Regions from separate parts of the Homo sapiens genome. Here regions 2 and 3 are each linked to region 1. Evidence: chromatin contacts called from ENCODE Hi-C data. All regions are on one chromosome and are shown on one strand. The core of a region is the stretch at or near the end of the contact, and the rest is flanking DNA. Distances in the headings are between cores, read along the strand shown. Region 1 holds the start of AGPS (alkylglycerone phosphate synthase). Region 2 has its middle 280 kb from the start of MIR4444-1. Region 3 has its middle 210 kb from the start of MIR4444-1.

Evidence for each region. A loop is a pair of places that touch in the nucleus more often than their neighbours do. Pooled maps may share reads with other maps.
Region 2: a pooled map shows a loop between it and region 1 (14-fold over the local background). The contact joins the enhancer-like site here to the promoter of AGPS in region 1. A Hi-C loop is called at or near these places in 3 of 37 single-sample maps with no recorded cell type and 7 of 50 pooled maps.
Region 3: a loop to region 1 is called in a map with no recorded cell type, with 2.8 times the contacts of the local background. The contact joins the enhancer-like site here to the promoter of AGPS in region 1. A Hi-C loop is called at or near these places in 2 of 37 single-sample maps with no recorded cell type and 2 of 50 pooled maps.

Annotation. Positions count from the first base shown.
Region 1 is chr2:177,390,691-177,395,035 of GRCh38, reverse strand. AGPS (alkylglycerone phosphate synthase) reads right to left here and starts at 2,263. Exons shown (of 20, transcript NM_003659.4): 1 at 1,987-2,263. The coding sequence starts at 2,246. LOC100130691 (Putative uncharacterized protein FLJ44553) reads left to right here and starts at 2,345. Exons shown (of 9, transcript NR_026966.1): 1 at 2,345-2,463. RefSeq lists silencers at 541-835, 2,044-2,263.
Region 2 is chr2:176,929,983-176,934,327 of GRCh38, reverse strand. It overlaps the pseudogene RNU6-187P. Among named protein-coding and RNA genes, the nearest start is that of MIR4444-1, 280 kb to the left of the region's middle. RefSeq lists an enhancer at 2,129-2,428. Within about 2 kb of position 1,932, at least 4 of the 41 ENCODE cell types and tissues checked have a DNase peak (open chromatin) inside an H3K27ac peak, as active enhancers do.
Region 3 is chr2:176,996,962-177,001,306 of GRCh38, reverse strand. No RefSeq gene overlaps it. Among named protein-coding and RNA genes, the nearest start is that of MIR4444-1, 210 kb to the left of the region's middle. Within about 2 kb of position 1,771, at least 2 of the 41 ENCODE cell types and tissues checked have a DNase peak (open chromatin) inside an H3K27ac peak, as active enhancers do.

The DNA.
Region 1 (4,345 bases), core at 1,014-3,513:
ATGAAATCCTTTATTCCTCCCCTCCCCACCACTCAGTAACCAAGTTATGGAAAATTTACCTCCTAGCATTTTCTCAATTAAGTTGCCTACTCCCAATAATATGCCTTAGTTCAGAATCCCAGCATTTCTCCCTGGAATAATAGTCTCCTAGTCTCTCTGCCTTTAGACACTGTGAAAATTGCAGCTACCATTCTTTGAAAGGTTATGTAACAGGCATTGCACTAAACACTTGATCATTTAACTCTATTTTTTTCAATTCTCACAGCAACACTGCAAAACAGGATTACTGTTCCCGTTTTTACAAATGACGGTGACTGAAACTCTCAGAGGTTAAGTGATTTGCCCAAGATCATAGAGCTGTAACGGTGTAGTGGAAATTGAAATCCAGGTCTATGTTCCCAGCCATTATACTGCCAAAATGCTCAACTGTCTTCAATTTGCTCCCAGTGTGACCTTTATCAAAGGTAAATCTAATCATGTATTGCCCCACGTAAAATCCTGTAAACAAGATTCACCTCTCCAGTCTTCGTCCCCTGTCATTCTCACCCTCTCCTACTACACTTGAGTCTCAGCAGTTCCCTAATTTGTCTCTCACTTCTTTACCTGTGAACATACTGTTTGTATGCCAAGAACAATTTCCCCCTTTGGCAAACTATTAGTAATGCAAACATCCAAAATTTACTCAGACAATCTTTACTTTGGAACATCTTTGCACTAACAAACACAAACCCAAAACTGGGTTAAATGACCAGGTGGTATAGTTCCCAGTTAAGTTTCTTATAACGCTGTATTATAATTTTACCTACTAAGCTATTCCTTCCTTAAGAGTAAATACCGTATTTTTAAATTTCTGTATTGCTGGTACAGTGTGTATTTTGTAAAGACTCATGTATGTTGAATTAATTCATCAGAAGCAAGTATAGCTTAGGAACTTGGCCATGAAGTCAATTTGATGTGCTTTCAAATTCTAACCTGTCACACAGCATATCTGCTAAGACTCCAGCAGACTTAATTTATTCATCTGTAAAATGGGAGAAAACCGCACATACCTCATAGCTTGGGAAGAAACAAAGGATTTAGCACACTTTGGCACACTTAAAAGTACACTTTAAACATTAGCTACTTATTTTTTTCACTCTCGGTTTATCCATTTATCCACGGTGACAAAGCCACACGTCAGAAAGTAGCTTCTCCTAATAGCCTTCATCAGAGATTGAGGAGATCGAGACCATCCTGGCTAACACGGTGAAACCCTGTCTCTACTAAAAATACAAAAAAAAAAAAAAAGATTTCTCCAAAAACATCGAAAGTCAAGATCTCTTACAAACATCCCTCATCGGTTAGACTCTTGTCTTTTAGCTTCTGGTTACACAGAGCTCAGTAGCTATACCACCACACCTTAAACCACTAGCTAGTGTTTGCAGTTTATGGCTTCTTACCATTCATCGGTTTCCTCCCTCAAAGTCAATACATCTTGATCCTAAGCAAGTGGAACTTACCCCACAGAAACCAGTCAGCACCTTTTTCCAGGGCACCACCAGTTTCCCCCACAGCAGGCTTTCGCGAATGAGAGAGATTCCTATGATCTATCATCTAGTACAAATTTATATCTCCTCGGAGAAAAATAGAACCTCTGCTACCCATTCCAAGACCTCAGCACCAAAAGTATTAATTCAAGATAAAAAATGAATTCCTGGCACTAAAAGCTCAGGAAAAAGGAATCCTTTAAACCCTTCTCCAACGAGAGTTCTTCAAGCCTGTTACCCTCACATAGTGACCAAAATCCACCATCCCATCCCGCCCCCTTCCTGACAGAATCCAGGGTCTAGTCCACTCTCTCGAAAGAGAGGTGGGTCCCTACTTTCAGGGACCGGGATGCCTTCCGCCCACCCGTGTCACTTCCCTTCCCACCTCGCCTGTGCCCTCCTGCAGCACAGGCCCGGCCTGGTCCCTCGACGCTAACTCCTTCCACATACCGCTACTCACCGCTTCTTTGGGATGGTGCCCGACTCCTGCGCGGCGGGAGTGGCCGTGGGCGCTGCCGTGGCCGCCGACGCGGCTCTCCGCGCTTTGCACTCATTGGTACTCAGAGCCTCCCGGGGCCGGCCCAGCAGATGGCCAGAGAGAACCCGCAGCCTCCGCCCGGCGCGGTCCGGGTCCGGGTCCCGGTCCCGGTCCGCTGCAGACCCGTAGCTCGCGCCCGCGCCCAAGCCAGTCCCACCCGCTGCAGCCGCCGCCTCCGCCATGGCTACCGCCTTGTGCTGCCGCCCGGAACCGCTGGGCGCGGGTGAAAGGTCACTCAGAGCGGCGCCCGGCGCGACCATTCGCTGCGGCGCATCCCGGCAGCCACCGCGGCGACTTGGCGGCGGGTGCCATGCGTCTGGAGCTTCACATTCTCTGCCCCCCACCCACCGCGCCGGCGCTCCCTTGTCACGCCTCGGGAAGCGCGCACCTGCCAAGCAGGTGAGTTCGAGCTGACTCCCGGTTGGCCCAGCCCGGTCCAGCTGGACCGAGAGCCAAACCACGTCCGCCCTCGAGGTGTCCTAGAACCCTGGGTGGTGTCCTCGGGTGTGGCCTGGGGGCTTTCGAGGGCAGATGCCTTGGAGCAGGAGAAATGGGCAGTGCTACTGGACCTGATGGATCCAGCGGCATCCTTTTCCTGAAAGAGATTCTAATGTTCCACCTGTGCTCTTCCTCCCTGCGGGGTCACCAAAGTAACTCAAAGCTGACCATCATTGCCTCTAACCATTAGAGCAAATAGCTCTATCATTTTCTTATTTCTCACCACCTATTTCGTGCCTGGCACTGTGTTTAATGCTAGATCACAAGTAAGTACAGAAACTGAGTTGCAACTTAAGTTCTCATTTCATTCATTACTGGATCCTAACCCCTTCCTAACTTTAATAGAGATAAAGTTTCTTATTGCTACAGACAAAAATTACCCAAGAGCTGTGAAGACATCTCAGTTATTTACAGATTGAATTCATTTCTGGAAGATAGCACGTGAAAAGTGCTCCTCACCTGTTTCAGCCGGTGTCTTGCATAAGAATTAGCTTAGACAAAAACTCACATACACTGGCCATTGTCATTCTCCATCCTGTCACCACTTTCACATCATGCTTTCCTAACAAGAAAAATATTGGCAGAGGAATCTGAAGAACACCACATCCATGGGACTAGAGACTAACAATTGCTCTCTTGGGTGTTGCCAGCTTCTAAAATTGAGATTATGCCTTTAGAGTGAACTTCCAAAGAGGCCCAGACTGGTTAAAAACTCTCAATTAAGGGCTAAGCAAATTGCTGTTGGAGGGCCAGCTCTAGTCTGTGGCCTGTTTTTACACAGCCCTCATGCTAATGGTTTTTGTATTTGAGAAGGGTTGTTAAAAGAAAACAAGAAATTTTTTAAAAGAATATGCAACAGAGACCTTATGTGGTCCCAGAAGCCCCAAAATATGTATTACCTGGCCTTTACAGGAGGTCCGAATGTCTTCTGAAATTTATATACGAAGAGATACCAAACCATTGAAAACAGTCCAAATGTCTAGCAACAGAGAAATGGTTAGTCAATATGTTAAAATACTTTTGCAGCTATTAAAATAATTTAGTACAGTTGTAGAAACAAGAAAGAATTAGGAATTTGTTAAATATAAAAAATGGCCATAACCTAGGCATCTTATACGTATCTATTTAATCAATCTTTGCAGTAACACAATGACACAGTTTTATTATCCTTATTTTATAGATGAAGGCTCAAGGAGAGTAAGAAGCTTTTCTTAAATAGCTATATTTTATCTCAAATATCATATACTTCATGTTATTGTCCTTATTCCACCATTAGAGTTTGGGGCCATTAACATTTTACGTTAAAATTACTTACGTAGGCTTGGGGTTTTTGTTTTTTATTTTATAGATTCTAAAATTGAACTTTCTAAAATAAATTTTCACTTTAATTATAAACTATACTCCTGGTTCTTAAGGATTGAGTTCTGGGAAGAATTTCAGAGATTGCCACCACAGCTATCACGACCTCATTCATGAGGTGCAAGAACATGAAACACATATAGCACTTTCCTAGGTATTTATGACTGAAAAAAGAGAATCTTTAGTTGATCTTGTAAAATTAAATATCAAAGCCTGCAAGCCACTAGTTTCTGGCTTTTGCATACTTTGTTGCCTACCCTCACAACAAAGAAGTTGCACCTGATTGACATTTTCAGTATTCAACTGATGACCAGAAAAGTGGCTATATGCTCCTACATGTTTGATAACAGAAGAAAAATCCTAGCTTCCTTTCCTTTACTTGATTTTGTTGTCAATTAGAGGAATTGTCTCTTATTTTAAAATT
Region 2 (4,345 bases), core at 683-3,182, 460 kb after region 1:
CATAGGGCAAAGGGCGTGGCTATAGGTAGGGGTACAGGATGGGGGCCTGTTATGCAATCAACCATAGTGAACAAGTTTCTCTTTGCATTATTAACAGTATATGCACAACAAAACCCAAATGTGAATTTGACTTAACAGGAAAAAAAATGTATCCTTCATTCTTGTCCCTAAAATAATACTAATTTTAGTTGGATCAACTGTGTGATTCTCAATGAAGATATGTTAAGTCAGATTAATCATGTAAATAATTAGCAGAAGAATAAAAGAAAAAGTCATTGTTTTTAAAAACTCTGAATAAATTGATATATTTAAGCCACTTTGTTTCTCAATAGTATATCAAATCCAATTCTTAAAAACAAACCTGTGGGGGCTGGGTGTGGTGGCTCACACCTGGAATCCCAGCACTTTGGCAGGTGGATCACTTGAGGTCAGGAGTTCGAGACCAGCCTGGCCAACATGGCAAAACCCTGTCTCTACTAAAAATACAAAAATTAGCCAGGCATGGTAGTGCACGTCTGTAGTCCCAGTTACTCAGGAGGCTGAAGCAGGAGAATTGCTTGAACCCGGGAGGCAGAGGTTGCAGTGAGCCGAGATCACGTCACTATACTCCAACCTGGGCAACAGAGCGAGAATCTGTCTCCAAAAACCCAAAAGCAAACAAACCCATGGATCAGATCTTACCTACCATGGATTTTCATTGGTAAATAAACTCTTGGTATTCTGTATCTGCAAGGAGTCATCTGATATGCATGTCTGTTTGTTAAACTAGATTTTACTACAGCTTTTTGGGGTTGGTTTAAAGACTGTATTAGCACTGCATTCCTAATTAACTGCTGACACAAATACTAAGGGGGCAAGAGTGTTGCCCACAGCTTGCCTGCAGTTACCAGGTGTAATTATGCACATAGTAGAGATTCAAATCAAGAATAAATCAGTTTCTGGAAACATGCTGTAAGCACTCAGTGTATCGCCCTGCCATTTCCCCCGTTAGCGTTTTTGAGGCATGCACCCAATAGAAGAAATAGCAGGTAGCTACTGTTTAGCTGAATTTAACCTCTGAAGATAAGCATTTCTCCATGTTGTTGGCCAAACATAGAATTTTCTTTTTGCTTTTCACATGTAATGGGAATACAATGATTTCTTCTCATTGCCAAATCTTAGCTGAAGGAAACCTCAGATAATTTTGAAAACTCTCTTATTTTACCAGTTAACAGACATGGCCTAAAACAGTGATATAACTGTTTAAAGTCATCCAATTGGTTAGGGAGGGCTAACCAGAGAAGCTAGGTTTTTCTCACCACACTACACTTTTCATTTGGGAAACGGGGAGTGTTCATGGTTTGATGAATCAAGTACAGTGTAGGGAGCAGACTGTTATGGTCTGTAGACATAAGTGGGATTCAATTTTCTTGTTTGTTGAATGAGAATTATGCTTGTTATGTTATTAGAATGTTTGGGTCAGGAGCAAGTTCTTTTCAAAATAAATAATTTTATTTTGGAGAAATAAAGCAATCTGGGGAAAATTGCCACTGGCCAGTCCTTTTAAATCAATTCACAGGGTCAGTAGACTCTAGTACCGAGGTTGGATATGCTAAGGATAGAGCGAGAGAAAGAGCTCAGTGACTTTTTCAACAACTAGAGTTACTTGCTTAATTATACTTTTTTTTTTTTTAAAAAAGACCTTCGAGGTACAGTATGAGCAGGGAGTAGGGTGAGGACTTCCCTCAGCACCCATCACCAAGTACTCTCAGGGCACCAGCAGGCCCCCATGAAATAGGTGCTGCCAGAAGCCCATGCCTAAAATTTGCTTGGGATTCATCTCTTCCCTTTCTTTTTTATGATGCTGAACCAGAGGATAAAAAGATAAAGAATTGCACAGCCTGGCACGTGAATGCTTCCCCACTGCGTGCTGCTGTTGTGGGGAGGAAGTAGCAGCCGCCAACCGCTGTTTTATTAATAATGAGGCATTCACATAAATTCCATGCAAAATTGATTTTTGACTGTTATATAAGAATCAAATACTAGGCTTTAAAAAGTAATTGAGAAATCTATTTGTAATTTACTTTGCCTATAAGAACCCGCTGTCCTGCCATAAACAATTTTACAGTATTTTCCCCCCTGTTAAACAGCTATTTTTTACACATCTGTTTGGCCCTTTTGCACGACATGCAGTCAGGAGGTGTAACGAATACAGGTTTGAAACAACATGTGGCCACCATTTCTTTCAGTTTCATCTTCAAGGGGATCTCTTGAAAGTTGTGATATCATTTTCATCACAGTACAAGTGAAGTATGTTAATGGCTAGTTATCTGACACTGGGTGTTGACTGATGAGTCATAAATATGCCTTCTGGTGGTAGGAAAGCATGATGACAAAGCTAAGTAATGAAAAAAAAAAGAAAAAAAAACCCAAACCAACGAACCAAAACAGTCTGTTTCTCACTTGTCTTTAAATGCCTTAAGGGCTATGGTCAAATGGAAAGTTCTGTTACAAAGAGTTTCTCTGGGAACCTATTCAATATTCAGCAGTCCTGTACATATTCAACTGTACCAAAAGTATTTAAAGTGTAATTGATTTATTTCTAATTTTTCTTAAGATGGAAATTAGATGGACAAGAAAAGTTTTAAAAGACATAGGTAATGTTACATATTTTGGCTTAACTTCTATTTTCTAAGGATTATTTCTCAGAAGAGAACATGCTTCTGTTCTTATTCTAGGACTTTTTTTTTTTCCAAAAGAAATCCCTTAAAAAGAAAAACAAATCCCTAGTATATTTAAAAAATCCATTCCCCACCATGATCAAATTAGAACATTTCCATCACCCTAGAAGTTCCCTTGTGCTCCTACAGTCAATATATTCCCCCAGCTCTTGGCCCCAGCCAACCAACTACTGATCTGCTTTTTGTTGCTATGGTTTTGCCTTTCCTAGAATTTCATACAGACAGAATCATAGTATGTAGCCCTTTGTGTTTACCTTTTTTCACTTAGCATAATATTTTTGAGATTCACCTATGTTGTCGAGAGTACTAATATTTTGTTGCTTTTATAGTAATACTCCATTGGATATACCACAATTTGTTTATCCATTCACTGGTTAATAGATACTTGGGTTGCTTTCAGTTTTGACGATTATGAATAATGCTGCTATAAACATTGATGTAAAAGTTTTGCGTGGACACATTTTTATCTCTCTTGGGTAAATATCTAGGATAAAGATTGCTGGGTCACATGGCTTGTATATGTTTAACTATATAAGAAATAGTACCATTTTATACTGTCACACAGTCAATGTATGAGAGTTCAAGTTGTCCTACCTCTTCACCCATCCTTGATATTCTCAAGTGCGTAGTAAGTAGCTCATTATGGTTCTAATTGACATTTCCCTCATAATTTGTGATGTAGATCATCTTTTCATGTGCTTATTGGAATTTGTATAACTTCTTTTGTAAAGAGTCTCTTCAAATCTTTTCCCCATTTTATTGGGCTCTTGCCTTCTTAAGTTGTAAATATCTTTTATATATTCTGGATACAAGCCTTTTTGTCAGATATGTTTTTCATATCTATTATTTCAGTCCGGCTTGCCTTTTTTAACACTTTTTTCTGAAGAGCAAAAGCTTTTACTTTTGAAAATGTTTATAAATATTTTTCCTTATGAGTTGTACTTTTGGTGTCCTGTTTAAAAATGCCTTTCCTAACTGTTGTTACAAATATTTTCTCTTATATTTTCTTCCAGAAATGTAATAGTGTTAGCTCTTACTGTTTAGGCCTATGATGTATTTTGTGTTAGCTTTTAAAATATGTTGTAAGGTTGTTTTTTTCCCCTCTAGATATTTAGTTGTTGCAGCACTATTTTGCTGATTTTCCAATTTAGTTATGTTCACATCTTTGTCAAAAATCAACCATATAACTTTGGATTTATTTCTGGACTCTCTATTCTGTTCCATGAATCTATAGGTCTATCCTTGCCTCAGTGCCGCACTGTCTTGACGATCGTAGCTTTCTTGTAAGTCTTAGAATCAAGTAGGATAATAAATCCTTTATTATTCTTTTTCTAATTATTTTGGCTATTCTAGGTCCTTTCCATTTCCATATACATTTTAGCATCTGCTTTTCAATTTCTTCAAAGAAACCTGCTAGGATTTTGATTGAGATTGCATTGAATTTACAAATCAATTTAGGAAGAATTTATTTAAAAAATTAAATATATTTTAAATGACTACTAAAATTATAAACACGTGTGCTTGCTTCAGCAGCACATATACTAAAATTGGAATAATACAGAGAAGATTAGCATGTCCCCTGTGCAAGAATGACATGGAATTCGTGAAGCATTCCGTATTTTTAA
Region 3 (4,345 bases), core at 522-3,021, 390 kb after region 1:
TTTATATAATACCAGCAAATGTTTTCTTTTGTTTTATAAAGGGAAGGAATATTTAATTAGTCCTTCTGTGGGCCTCATTACTAACAGTAAGTTACCTCAGTAGAGTGTAGAACTGTGGATAGAGTAAACTGAACAATATTCCTAAATATTGCATAAACTGATCATTTCTGACGAACCAACTTGGGCTTAGGAGGGTGGGAAGGTACGTCCACACCTGGGATGGAGGAGAAAATGAATGAGGACGGAGACTCAAGGGAAGGTAACCCTGGAGGGGAGTTGATGAGGACCTTTCTTAACTTTGACATTTTCTTCAGGGGAAGTCATGGCCTGGAGGTTCCTTTCCCAAGTCTGTGAATCTCAGACTTTGAGCTGTGGAGAAATTGCTAAACGTCGTAACTCATTCATTATCATATTCTTAGCTGGATCTGCATAGTAACTCATAAAGCTGTCTCCTAGCAGCTTACACGTAAGACACATAACTCACAGGATAGCTTCATGTACTTCATGGTTTCTGTGGAGTCTTAATGGAGTCTGCTTGATTCTTGAGCAAATCTGACTTTAACAACAAACCCAAGTCAGTCAATATCATTATCATCATCACACCACCATCAGCAGCAGCAATAATAACAAATACCTAACATTCCTAAAATAAAGGGCAGTTTACAAATACCTTTATATGTGTTAGCCCTTGTGCTGTTCTCACTCTGCTTCCTAGCTAGGTGGAATGTTATCAGGACACCTGGTCACCACCTGGTGTGAGTCAACCAAAACTGTGATGTTGAACTAACTATAAACTTAAATGAGATCTTTTTCTGAGGTTCCCTTTCTTGAACTTGCCTTGCACATTATGGATAGAAGGGGAAGTCTGTAGTTTAGCATAAAAACAGCAAGAATGGAAATACAGAAGAGAAGAAAAGAATTTTACATGTGTATGTTGAGCCCCTGAGTTTCTCTAGAGACAAGAGTGATTCAGAGTCAAAAAAGGACACACATACTTCACCAAGATCTAAAATAATCCCTGGGACAGTTCTTGGAGGGTGAGGTACTCTGTAATGTTTAGCATTTAAATGTAAGGAAAGAACACCATTGTCTCCTTACGTATTGATAGCAACGCAGTGCCAGCCAGCATAATGCGTCTGTCTTCATGAATTCACCGTAGTGACTTGGGGAAATGTGGCTGCTAGGTACTCTAGGCTCTAGTATGCATCAAGGCAATTATGTCCTGAAAACTGTCATAAGACTACACAAATTGAAAGACAAAACATAATAAGAAAGATGAACTAACCTGAAGTAACTAAATATCTGTGAATAACAGAAGCCTCAGGATGGTTGTCCTGAGTTTCTGCTGCAAAGTACTTGTCTGCAATATTTTAAAGACTTAATAGAATTTTATTTTAAAGCCATGACATTAGCACAGTTAAGCCAATCAATGTTTTTAAATAGCCTTTTAAAGGTGCCTTTTTAATTGTGCTCTGTGGGAGGGAAAGGCACATGAAGACTGAAAAACATCTAAAAATGGCTTAGTCAGATCTTTCAAAAATATTTGCAAAAGCACATTTTTGCCTTGGTTCGATTGCTGTAGAAGTGGGGTTAACGTATAAGATCTAAAGGGCTTATTCCCTGTGAAAAAACAAAGATTTAACCCTTGTGTAGGTTCATTCAGTTCAGCATCATAGCAAAATATTTGACATCTGCACTGGTTTCCTTTTGGGGCTCCAAGGAGTTGTGGTTTCTGTTAGAGATGGAATGACTATGCAGAAACTTCCCTTCCCTCCTTGGGGCCCAGGAGACACAGAGAACACTCATGTTGTTCCTTCTAGCAGTCCTTTAACAGTCTGAATGTTTGCCAGTGACCACTTTGGATTTATAGTTAGAATGTGTCCAAACATCTGGATAAATAGCAAAAAGTGCTATTAACTTTTTAACTTGCTTGCTGGCACAATGCCCATGTTATTTGCACAATTAGAGCGCATCTCCCTTTCTTCATAACTTACTTTTGTATGATGCTTTATTGTTTAAAAAATGCTTTCATATATATTTTCCTGTTGGGAGCCCCACAATAGTCATGTATGACAAGAAAGTTATTATTAGTTTCTGTTTTATAGATGTAGAAACTGAAGCTTGGAAATATGGAGAGGTTTACCTAAGGTCGGTTCAACCAATTCAACCAATATTTCATGAGTACTGTAGAATGCTTTATATATCCAAGGGGGCTTTCAAAAATCATTATTTTATAGTCCCTGCTAACAAAGTGGTGAGACACATATTTACCAAATCTTCTCACTTCCTTTCCAGTACTATGTCCATGAAATTATGGGTCTTTCGCATGACCTGTGGAATTATATGAAGAATTTACTTCTTTAAAAATTTTCAACCCAAGTATTTGTTGGTTTGGAGTTGCAGCATAAAGAGAGCAGAATGTACAGATAATTAGAGGGGGAATGAATTAACCAACAGAGAAGAGTATTTGGTCTTGCTTTTTGCTTTAATTATTTTTGATTATTTTCTTAAAGAGGAGTCATTTGGGGAGTTTTTTTTGTTTTGTTTTTTGTTTTTTGTTTTTTACCAAGCATTTCATTGCAGTGTTTAATCACAGTACTGTGTACTGCTGTATTGATCTGATATGCTCAGTTCTGGCCAGGGGCCATCAGTGTACACATGCAATGGAACAAACTGACCAAGGTAGAAAGACAGATTGGAGATGAGGGCAAGTGCCTGGAAACTGGGCTGCCATGGGCATCTGTGGCCAGGCTGGGATCACACTAGCAGATTTCAATGCCTTTTTACATGGCCTTATACTAGGCTGGTCCTATTAGCACATGACATGCTTAATGGTTTGTTGTTTTTCTTAATTTCCTGGAGAGAAGATCCTTTTGAAAACTCCAAATTTTTCTAAGTTTAGCTAAGAGGTTCCTCTTAGCTAATGTTCCCCCCCACCCCCCCCCCTTACTTCTCAGTTAGTTTTGATTAAGGGTCCTTAAGGAGAAGTTCAGAGGAACCAGAAAATGGGAGTGGCTGTCAGGCATGACATGTCAGGCTTGGTATAGTATTGAAACCAAGGAAAGAGTCTGTGCTAGGGCAGAAGAGTGGGGTGCAGTCTCCCAGAGCTGAAATAGCACCTTAACTCTGCTGCGTGATCCTTAGACATTTAATCTTTCTGGGACTCCGTTTCCTTAAAGTAAAATTGAGGTAATGTGCATATTTTAATTGGCTATTAATGAAATAACATTATGTGAAGGGTTAAGCAGAGTCCATGACATACAGCAGGTACTCAATAATAAGAGCAGCTACTACTACTATTACTGTCACTGTCACTACCACTAGTGTAATTGGGGTCAAGAGAGCAAGAAACCAGATTAGCTCTGCTCCTCTCCCTTTTCCACCCTCTTGCATCCTGTTATTATGAGTAGAAAGGGAAAGCCCTTGAGGCAAAAAATCACAGTTAGAACCCATGCCTCAAGTATTTTAGCTGAAGATGTAGGAACTGATTCCCAGGAACTACAAGGACTTTACTAATGGTATTTTCAGATTGTTCTACTCTGCAGTCTACATTGGGCACTAGAATTTTAGACTCCAGATACGTTCTCAGTTGTAATTCAACTGTTCAGTTGCTGTGGTGAAATACCTTAGTTTTCTGAACTTCCTTTTGTCTTGTGCTAAATGAAAATGAAATATGTCTAAATCAAATCAAATTGGTAGAAACGTTTGAATGGTACAGGCCAAAGCATCCATGCATGATTCTCATGTGTTACCTCTGTTCCCTTGTCCCCACTGTCAACACAGGTTGCATATTCCTTTTCATTTGTTCTTTTTGTAATAAATGTTTTGGTATACTAAAGACACAACAGGGAAGTTCATGCTTTTATTTATTCATTTATTTAAAGAACTTTTCTGGGCACCTAGTACATCAGGCATTGACCTATTTAGGGAAGTGCTTGGGTTCTCCCAGGCATTGTAATGGGTAGCAAATGAATCACGGGTTCATATATGATCTGGCAGCATATGAACTTAGTCAGTGGAAACAGTGAGTCAGGAAGCCAAAAGGCAAAGTCCATCTCTGCACAAGGAGAGAGACTGAGCTGGGAATGATGCATTGTGGTCTGGGAACCTCATTATTAGCAAGTTGGAGACATACTGGAGAGTGTTCAGAGAAAAGTAACAGGGATGATAAACGGGCGGAAAGACTGATTTATGAAGACTTACACAACAAAATATGTATTCTTGGATCAACAAAGACTTCAGAAGAAATGTGATCACTATCAACTACTCTCTGAAGGTTGTGAATACCCCAGAGAAATACACGATGTTTAGCTTGATATTTGAAATGGTGACAAGGAATTACAGG